2 separate regions of the Homo sapiens genome follow, and region 2 is linked to region 1. The links are chromatin contacts, found by Hi-C in ENCODE. All regions are on one chromosome and are shown on one strand. Each heading gives the region's core, a stretch centred on a gene start or an enhancer-like site at or near the end of the contact. The rest is flanking DNA. Distances are from core to core; before and after follow the strand shown.

Region 1 (4,714 bases), core at 999-3,498:
GATTTCAAGGGGATCCTAACTTTAAATCTCTTGTTTGTTCTATTACGCCTTTGCCTCACCTAGATAAGCTTTCTTTACCAAAATAGTAAAGGCGCAATAAAAGATGAGAAGCTGAAGTGCTATCAACAAATAAGAAAAAAGTGATGACTAGAGAGGGGTAGTTGTACTTGGTTGGAGAGTACAAGTATGGCTCAAAAGTATTCCTATAGAAATCCCTTTAAATGTTGCCTTTTGCTAGGGTGTGGGTAAGGACACTCACAGATTGTTGGTAGGAGTGCAAAACAGCATATCCTTTCCAGAGGGAAATTGAGCAATTCACATTAAAAAAAAAAAAACCCTTATGTGCATACTCTGCCCAATAATTCTATCATCTAGGAATGTACACTTAGAAAGTAATCATGGGCCGGGCGCGGTGGCTCACACCTGTAATCCCAGCACTTTGCGAGGCCGAGGCGGGCAGATCGCTGGAGGTCAGGAGTTTGAGACCAGCCTGGCAAATATGGTGAAACCCCATCTCTACTAAAAATACAAAAATTAGCCGGGCATGGTGGCACACGCCTGTAGTCCCAGCTACTCGGGAGGCTGACACAGGGGAATCACTTGAACCCAGGAGGTGGAGGTTGCAGTGAGCCGAGATCGTGCCACTACACTCCAGCCTGGGCGACAGAGTGAGATTCGAAAGTAATCATAGATATGCGGACTTTTACATTTACCCAACAATGTATTTTAATAGGGAAGAACTGAGAATGACCAATGAAATAAATTATAATATTACAGCCATATAATGGCATGCTATCTAGTCAGAAAAAGATAATTACAAAAGAGAATTCACTTTAGAAAAACTCATGTATTAAGCTCTGCATAGAAAAAGACTGGAGGTGTATAACCACATTCACAATGGTTACTTGGAATGGGGAAACCATATTCACCATGGTTACTTGGAACTTGGAATAGTGAAACAACGTATCTTCATTGTGATTTCTATCTTAGAAATGTGTATAAATGGCTAAATGTTCCTATATATAAAAATGTTTCTAATAAGACGTTTTAAAGGTTTCTTGGGGGTGACTGAAACAGCTGTGATTTCAAAATAAAATTTTAGTAGCCATTTAAAAAAAACATTAAAAATAAAACATTGCTATACCATTACCATTAAAATACCAATGAAAAATAAAGTCCTCGTTATGAATCTGCAGCAAAACCTTTCTTTTCAAATTCTGCTCTGTCGTTTGGACCTGTTCACATTCAGAAAAATGCTAAAAAGGCTGCCTGGCGAGGAGCCTAAAGAGGCCTTCCTGATTTCTACCTGCAGTTTGTAATTTGTTCCAGGAAAAAAAAAAAAAAAAAAAAAGGCAATCACCTAATAGGTAGTTCGAAAAGCACCTGAGTAGGAAAATATTTACGGGGTAGGTTTCTCTCCCATTTCTTTCCCTCGAGACCTACCAACAGGACAGTCCTGACAGCGACTGGCCCAGTTTCCCAATACAACCCAGAGAAGCACAGGAGATGCGCCAATTTTCAGGAGACGCTTCTAAAAAGACAAGTTTTACTTTACAATGCAGGATAATGAGCAGCCTTCACTACTCATTCTCGACGTTAACAGAGGAAGATGCCGCTGCGCGGCAGGAGCGCCTCACCAGGACAAAGCGGGGTACGGGGGGGTCCTCGGTTCAGGCCCCGCAGGCGACGCGTCCAGGGCCGCCTCGAGGACAAGGGCACCGTCCCCGGACACCGCCTTCCCGGCCCCCGCCCTCTTAACAGATGCAGGGAACCGCGGGGACCGCAACCTGCCCGACGACGGCGGAGGATCAGGGTCGCGGCAGCAGGTGCCCGGGTCGCCGTGCCTGTCGAGGGACCTCAGGGGCGCCGGGCAGCTGTCCCCTGGAAACCCGCGCCGGGTCGCCGCGCCCAAGGGAAGGCGCTGACCGAGGGACCTACGGGGCGCAGAGGAGCTGTCCCAACAGAACCCGAGTCGGACCGCCGCATCCTCCCCGCTGCCCCATCCGCCACCCCGAGAACCGCCCCTCCTGGGTGGCGGACACGCCCTCCCTGCGGGCCCAGGCCTCCTCGCCCCGCCTCCCCCCGAGCCGCTCACCCGGCCGGGAAGCCCCCGCCGCCGCCGCCGCCGCCGCCGCCGCCGCCGCCGCCGCCGCCGCCGCCGGCCCCTCGGGCCTCGCCCCTCACTCTGCCGCCGCCTCCCACAGCAGCGACACCCCAGCCACCTCTGCCGGGCCGCGGGACCCGGAACCACTTCCTTCCGGAACCGCCTCGCCCCGCCCCCACCCCGGCCCCGCCCACTGCTCGCGGCCTCGCACTGGGCCCGTTCTCCAGCCGACCCCTATCCTCTACTCTCCCGGCGAGGGTGCCCCGCCCGGGCTTCTCGGACCAGAGCGCTGCGCCCCCTGCCGGCCGTTCCCACTGCGGCCGCTCTGTCCAGGGCGCCTGCGCCCTCTGCCACCCGCCCGCCGGGTCCGGCTAGAGCGCCTGCGCCCTCTGCCGCCCTCTCGCCGGAAAGGAGGGGACCTAATGGGCGTTCCAGGTCCAGGGATCCTGGGGGTTAAGGCCCAGGGATTGGAGGTCACCCCTCAGTCATGGGCAGAACTTGATCCCGTGGGCCTTCCAGCTTTGTGCAGATCTCTAACCATTCACCTACCCTCTATCCATTTCCCACTCCTCAAATTAAGCATATTCCCGGAAAACAAAGCCTCCCCTCTGGACTTCCCAAATGGTCGGATGGTACCAACATCTATCCGTCATCCAATTCAAAAGATTGCCTCATCTCTGTCTACTCGCTTGGTTTCTCCCCTCCCACACTCCATGCACCAGCCTCAAAGGTAGTGTGTCTTCTTCACTCTTGAAGCTTTCCGCTTGACACTGATATTCTTTCTTCCCCTTGTGAAATAGCTCTTTCAGGCTCTGTGCCATCTGGTAGTAACACCTTTTGCCCTCCCTTGTCACTGTCACCTACTGACTGTCTGGCATTAGTTTTCCTCTCCATCTGATTTACTGCCATCCTCCCAATGAATCCAACATCCACAACCCAGCCTGGTTTCCTTCAGTTCCTCAATCCGAATGACCTTTACTTCTACTTTGTTCACCCGTAGTCTAGAAAATCTAGATATTCATCACTTGATACTGCTCCATCTCTAAAACCTTAAATGTTGAAATCCCACTACCCAACTTAAACCCATAGCCTTTGACTACAACCACTTTTTTATTTTTACTTATTTATTTATTTTGAGACAGAATCTCTGTCACCCATGCTGGAGTGCAGTGGTGTGATCTCGGTTCACTGCAACCTCTGCCTCCCGGGTTCAAGTGATTCTCCTGCCTCAGCCTCCTGAGTAGCTGGGATTACAGGCTGCGCCACCATGCCCGGCTAATTTTTTTTTTTTTTTTAGTAGAGACAGGGTTTCCCCATGTCGGCCAGGCTGGTCTCGAACTCCTGACCTCAGGTGATCCTCCCGCCTCAGCCTCCCAGAGTGCTGAGATTACAGGCGTGAGCCACAGCGCACGGCCTATTTATTTATTTAGAGATAGAGTCTGGCTCTTGTCACCCAGGCTGGAGTGCAGTGGTGCGATCTCGGCTCACTGCAACCTCTGCCTCCCAGGTTCAAGTGATCCTCCTGCCTCAGCCTCCTGAGTAGCTGGGATTACAGGTGTGCGCCACCATGCCCGGCTAATTTTTGTATTTTTAGTAGAGACGGGGTTTCACCATGTTGGCCAGGCTGGTCTCAAACTCCTGATCTCAAGTGATCCGCCTGTCTCAGCCTCTCAAAGTGCTGGGATGACAGGCATGAGCCACCGCGTCCCGGCCTTTTTTTGTTGTTTTTTTTTTTAAGAGTCAGGGGTCTCACTTGGTCGTGGTCCTGGCTGGAGTACAGTGGCATAATCATAGCTCACTGTAACCTCAAACTCCTGGGCTCAAGTGACACTCCTGCCTCAGCCTCTAGAGTAGCTGTTGCAACAGACGTGCACCACCATGCCCAGCTAATTAAAAAAAAAATTTTTTTTTGTAGAGACAGGGTTTCGCCATGTTGCCCAGGCTGTTCTGGAACTTCTAGGCTCAAGTGATCCTGCTGCCTCGGCCTCCCTAAGTGTTGGGATTACAGGCAGGAGCCACTGTGCCCAGCCTTCAACCACTCTTGTAAGCAGAGCCCCCTGCTTTGCCCTTTGACTTGTCCTAACATTAAACTACCACTTAAAACTCCAGTCTGCATTTTCCATTCCTACGTCTACATTTCCAAACACTGCTTGGGCGGGGAGAAAGCCACACAACTATCAAAGAATGATGCCACTACAAATGTGTGGATGCCCACCACAGTGGAGAGCCTGATAGCACTTTGTAATCATTTTATGTGACCCTTTTATGTGATCTTTTTTCCAATAATTGCTGTTACAAACCCTTTTACCACTCTTTTTAAGCCTTATGCAAATGATCATTTTCCTTTCTTCATATATGACTTTGCTTCCTGTTTGGCAGGGAACATGCTTTCAAACAGCATACAAACTCTAGCCTCTCTTCCCCTTGTACACAATGCTCTGGTCATACTAAAGTTTTTGTAATGTAAGAATAAATAATGCTTTTTCTTTCTGGTTAAGAGGTGTGAGTCCTTTTTCACCTGCATATATATGGCCTCAATTCAGAAACATTTTCTTCCATTCTATCTTCAAGAATTGTTTCTGCTCCATTAGCTCTAATCTCTCTTTTAGG
Region 2 (5,035 bases), core at 2,470-4,969, 130 kb before region 1:
TCCCACCTGTGAACAGTGACTGCACTCCAGCCTAGGCAACACAGTGAGATCCCACCTCTAAAAAAAAAAAAAAAAAAAAAAAGAAGTACTGATACATGCTACAACATGGATGAGCCTCAAAAGCTAAGTCAAAGAAGCCAGACACAAAAGGATAAATATTGTATAATTCTACTTATATGAGGTACCCATAACAGCAAAATCATAGAGACAGAAAGTACAAGTGTGATTACCAGGGACTGGGGGGAGGGGGAATGAAAAGTAACTGCTTCATGGGTACAGAGTTTCTGTTTAAGATGATGAAAAAGTTCTGGAAACAGATAATGGTTACACAACCTTGAGAATGTACGTGATGCCACTGAATTGTACACTTAAAACGGTTAAAATCGTACATTTTATGTTATGTATATTTTACCATGATTTTTAAAAGGCATAACCCCAGTCCAATCCAATTTGAGGGATACTCAACAAAATAACTCTTCAAAAGCATCAAGGTCATGAAAATCAAGAAAGACTGGGGAACTGTTACAGACTGCAGGAGACTAGGAGAAATAACTAAATGCAACACGGATTCTGAAGAGGAACCTAGAACAACCACAAAAAAAGGACCTTAGTGGAAACCCTGATGAAATTAAGCAAGATCTATAGTACAGTATTAGATATAGTATAGCATAGTATAGTATTTAGCATATAGCATTTAGATATATAGTATGATAGCAATGTTGATTTCCTGATTCTAATAATAGTACTATGATTATATAATATGTTAACATTATGGGACGCTGGGAAAGGGATATATGGAAACTATACCATTTTTGCATCTTTTCCATAAGTCTAAAGTTTGTTCAAAATAAAAAGTTAAAAATAAAAACAGCAGGCCAGGCGCGGTGGCTCACGCCTGTAATCCCAGCACTTTGAGAGGCCAAGGCGGGTAGATCACGAGGTCAGGAGATCGAGACCATCCTGGTTAACACGGTGAAACCCCGTCTCTACTAAAAAATACAAAAAATTAGCCAGGCGTGGTGGCAGGCACCTGTAGTCCCAGCTACTCGGGAGGCTGAGGCAGAAGAATGGCATGAACCCAGGAGGCAGAACTTGCAGTGAGCCGAGATCCCGCCACTGCACTCCAGCCTGGGCGACAGAGCAAGACTCTGTCTCAAAAAAATAAATAAAAAATAAATAAAAATAAATAATAAAAAAAATAGCAATCCACACTAAAAAAGAAACAGTGTACTATATGAGGACTTCAAAAAGTTCATGGAAAATAGAATTAAAAGATAAAATTATAAATTTTATTTCTCAACATAATCTCCATCAAGGTTAAGGCACTTTTGCAAGTGATGACACCAGCCACTTAGTTCATCCCTAAAGAACTGAGGGTCTTGGGAATTTAACCATGTCAATGCAGTCTTTTTCACATTATTAACTGAAGGAAAATAGGTGATCTTTACAGATTTTTTTTAAAGATTAGGACAAAAAAGGAGTCAGAGCCAAATACAGACTGTGAAGTGGATGCCTAATGATTTCCCCTCAAAATTCTCACAAGATTGCCCTTGTTTGATACGAGGAATGAGAATGAGCAGGAGCATTGTCATGGTGAAGAACTCTCTGGTGAACTGTTCCTGGATGTTCTTCTGCTCATGCTCTGACTTTCTCAAAACACTGTCATAATAAACAGATTTTATTGTTCTTTGGCCCTCCAAGAAGTCAACAAGCAACATGCCTGGAGCATCCCCAAAAACTGTTGCCCTGACCTTTGCTCTTGACCGCTTTTGCTTTGACTGGACCACTTCCGCCTCTTGGTAGCCACTGCTCTGATTGTGCTTTGTCTTCAGGATGGCACTGGGAAAGCCGTGTTTCATCTCCTGTTACAGTTCTTCCAATAAATTCTTCATGATCTTGATCTCACCTGTTTAGAATTTCCACTGGAAGCTCCGCTCTTGTTTGCACCTGATCTGGGAGCAATGGTTTTGCCACCCATTGAATTTGCTCGGTTTTAATTTTTCAGTCAGAATTGTGTGAGCTGAACCAATTGAGATGTCTGTGGTGTTGGCTATTGTTTCTGTTGTTAATTGTCAGTCCTCTTCTATTAGGGCATAAACAAGATAAATTTTTTCCTCGAAAATTGATATGGATAGTCTGCCGCTGCAGACCTTATCTTCAACATTGTTTTGTCCTTTCTTAAAATGAGCTATCTATTTGTAAACTGCTAATTTCTTTGGAATATTGTCCCCATAAATTTTGTGTAAAGCATCAGTTATTTCACCATTCTTCCACTCAAGCTTCACTATAAGTTTGGTGTTTGTTCTTGCTTCAATTTTAGCAGAATTCATGTTGCTCTGATAGGGGCTCTTTCCAAACTGGTGTCTTATCTTTCTTAGTGCCTCAAACTAGATACTATTCAGACATGTTACAGCCAAGTTAGTGTGAGTTTATTTTGGTGCAAAAAAAAAAAAATTTAAATCCATGAATAGTTTTTTCATAATACCCATTTTCCATGAACTTGTTGAAGTCTCCTCATATAGCTCTGTATTACTTGGCTTTGATCCTTATCCTAAAAGAGGTCAGCTCACAATTGAAGTATCCAAATGAAAAACAAGCACTCCAGGGATGGTGGATCAGCATTTGAAAGACTAATCAGAGTCCATTTGCACCAGAGTTGGTTAATTAGCATGATGAAAACAAGCAGTGGCCCTCTGCTCTAGGAATTGGGTGAAAATATTGTGCCACCATCTCCATCCTCAGAAGAACCGCACAAAAGAATCTAGAAATAACAGCAGTCTGCCCCCTTCAGAGAAGAGGCCCAGGACTGTCAGGGGCCATTGTCAACCACTAAAGGAGGACCCTGTCCCCTCCCTGGGGGTTAGCTGAATCCCGGCACTGGAATACAGTGGCATCTGCCTTGAATGTCTCTTTCCCAAAAGGGGCCCGGCCAGAGGGCTCAAGCTTTGCTGAGCTTACAAAACAGACTGCAGTGTGCTCTCTTTTTTTTTTAAAGAGACAGGGTCTTGCTCTGTTGCCCAGGCTGGAGTACAGTGACAGGATCATAGCTCACTACAGCCTTGAACTCCTGAGCTCAAGTAATCCTTCCACCTCAGCCTCCCAAGTAACAGGGACTATAGGTATGTGCCACCACGCCCAGCTAAAGCAGGGCTCTCTTCATGCCTGCTTACTAACAAGTGTCTGAATGAGTGGCCAAAACGTGTCTGAGACTTGCTTTCACTGTAACATACCTCCCAGTCATGGGACCGTGGGAAAGGATGCACAAAGCTCCCACGTACTATTTCTCAAAAGAACTTGTCAGTTCTTCAAAGTCCAAACCAGTTTAAGTTCACAACAGATTATTTGTTAGAATTCTTGAGAACACATTTAAGGCTCTGTGAGCCTGTACCAGACCGGTTTACATTCTCCAGAGCAGAGCCCTCCTGGGACGGGGTCCCCAGCTGGGCTGCTGCTCTCTCCAGAGAGAGTTGTTTGGACAGTGACACCCAACACCCCCCAACCTCCCTCGGGACACCAAGTGGCCACAATGAACCCCTGAGGCTTTTAGTGGCAAGAGTGCACTGGATGTCCAAAAAGTAAGCAAATAAATTTGTTTAGCCCAGCGTCTAAGTTGACTCAACAGTAGAATCAATCACAAAGCCTACAAACAAAAAAGCCCATGCTTTTATTTTCTTTGGGGCCAGATGTAATCAACCCCATCTTCTATTTTCTCTCTCCCAAGGGGCAGACTCGTCTATCATTTCCTGTCCTCATCCCCCTGCTTCCTCATTCCTCGCTCGCTGGCCAGCCCAGCTGCTACCAGTCATCCTAACTCCCTGCTCCCCTTCACAGCCATCCATCCCCAGGCTCTAGCAGCCCCTGGTAAGAGTCTCAGCTGGGATCATCAAAACTCCAGGACCACCCTACAGAGAAACAAGGTATCTGACAAACTTCACAGTCTAGTGGTCTAAGAGAAACCCTCTCAACTTCCTGAAACTCTGCAAATATAGAAGCCATCTTCCACGTAGGCTGCCACCAAAATGATTGCCCCTTTGGCCCTACCCGACATGGAGATTTAGGAAAACAAAGTCCCTGGTGTGGATTGGCAGAACAACACCCCCCCACCCCCTGCAAAGATTTCCACATCCCAATCCCAAGCAAAAGGGAATGAAAGTTGCAGATGGAATTAAGGTTGCTCATCAGCTGGCCTTACAAAAGGAAGAGTCGCCTGGATTATCCAGGTGGACCCAATGTACCCACAAGGGTTCTTAAAAAGAGAGCGGGGGCACAGGAGAGAAGATCAAGTGACACAACCTGAAAAGGACCTGGGTCACTGTTGGTGGCTTTGAAGATGGAGGAAGGGGTCATGAGCCAAGGAATACGGGCTGCCTCTAGAAGATGGGAAATGGAAGGGAACGGGATTTTCCTTAGAGTTTCCAAAAAGGAATGCAGCCCAGTCAGCACTTTGATTTTAGCCCAGTGAGACCCACATCAAACTTCTGACCACAGAACTGTAAGACAGTAAAATCTGTGTTGTTTTAAGCCACTCATTTTATGGTAATTTGTTAGGGCAACAATAGGAAACGAATATACCTGGTTACCAGTACCACCGCTGCGTCTTTTGGACCTGACGGATAAGCGACTGTTAATGAAGTAAAACTCTCTATGCGGAGCCCACAGCACTTTCAAGTCACTTCCCCCGGAAGGCCGGCACCATGCCCCTAGCACTTATGTCCAAAGAAACCAGTGCCCAAGGACTGAAAACACACTGTGGTTTTGTGTCACAGGGCAACTTCTAAATAGAACACTTTGCCTGTGCCATTTTTGTGAGATATCTGCTTGACACAGATCTTTAAAAAGCAAACCCACTCAGAGTTATTTCTGTAACTGAAGGTGGGCAAGAATGGGGATAGTAAAATGAGACTATTACTTATGAAATGAGCAATGGAAGTTAGGCCTATTCTTATTTATCATTTAATGCATTAATCTGCACCTAAGTATGGTGATGACAATTTCCATTTCAGACCACCCAAAACCCACAGTGCATGGGTCTCGG

What was found. A loop is a pair of places that touch in the nucleus more often than their neighbours do. Pooled maps may share reads with other maps.
Region 2: a pooled map shows a loop between it and region 1 (5-fold over the local background). The contact joins the enhancer-like site here to the promoter of BCLAF3 in region 1. A Hi-C loop is called at or near these places in 1 of 37 single-sample maps with no recorded cell type and 2 of 50 pooled maps.

The regions. Positions count from the first base shown.
Region 1 is chrX:19,988,813-19,993,526 of GRCh38, forward strand. BCLAF3 (BCLAF1 and THRAP3 family member 3) reads right to left here and starts at 2,249. Exons shown (of 12, transcript NM_001367774.2): 1 at 2,096-2,249. It overlaps LOC729609 (a long non-coding RNA gene), which reads right to left and starts at 967. Exons shown (of 2, transcript NR_024440.1): 1 at 874-967. RefSeq lists silencers at 1,632-2,001, 2,072-2,121, 2,162-2,591.
Region 2 is chrX:19,860,222-19,865,256 of GRCh38, forward strand. All of the region lies in intron 1 of SH3KBP1 (SH3 domain containing kinase binding protein 1), which reads right to left. Among named protein-coding and RNA genes, the nearest start is that of SH3KBP1, 25 kb to the right of the region's middle. RefSeq lists enhancers at 2,335-2,941, 3,186-3,485, 3,856-3,905. Within about 2 kb of position 3,720, at least 5 of the 41 ENCODE cell types and tissues checked have a DNase peak (open chromatin) inside an H3K27ac peak, as active enhancers do.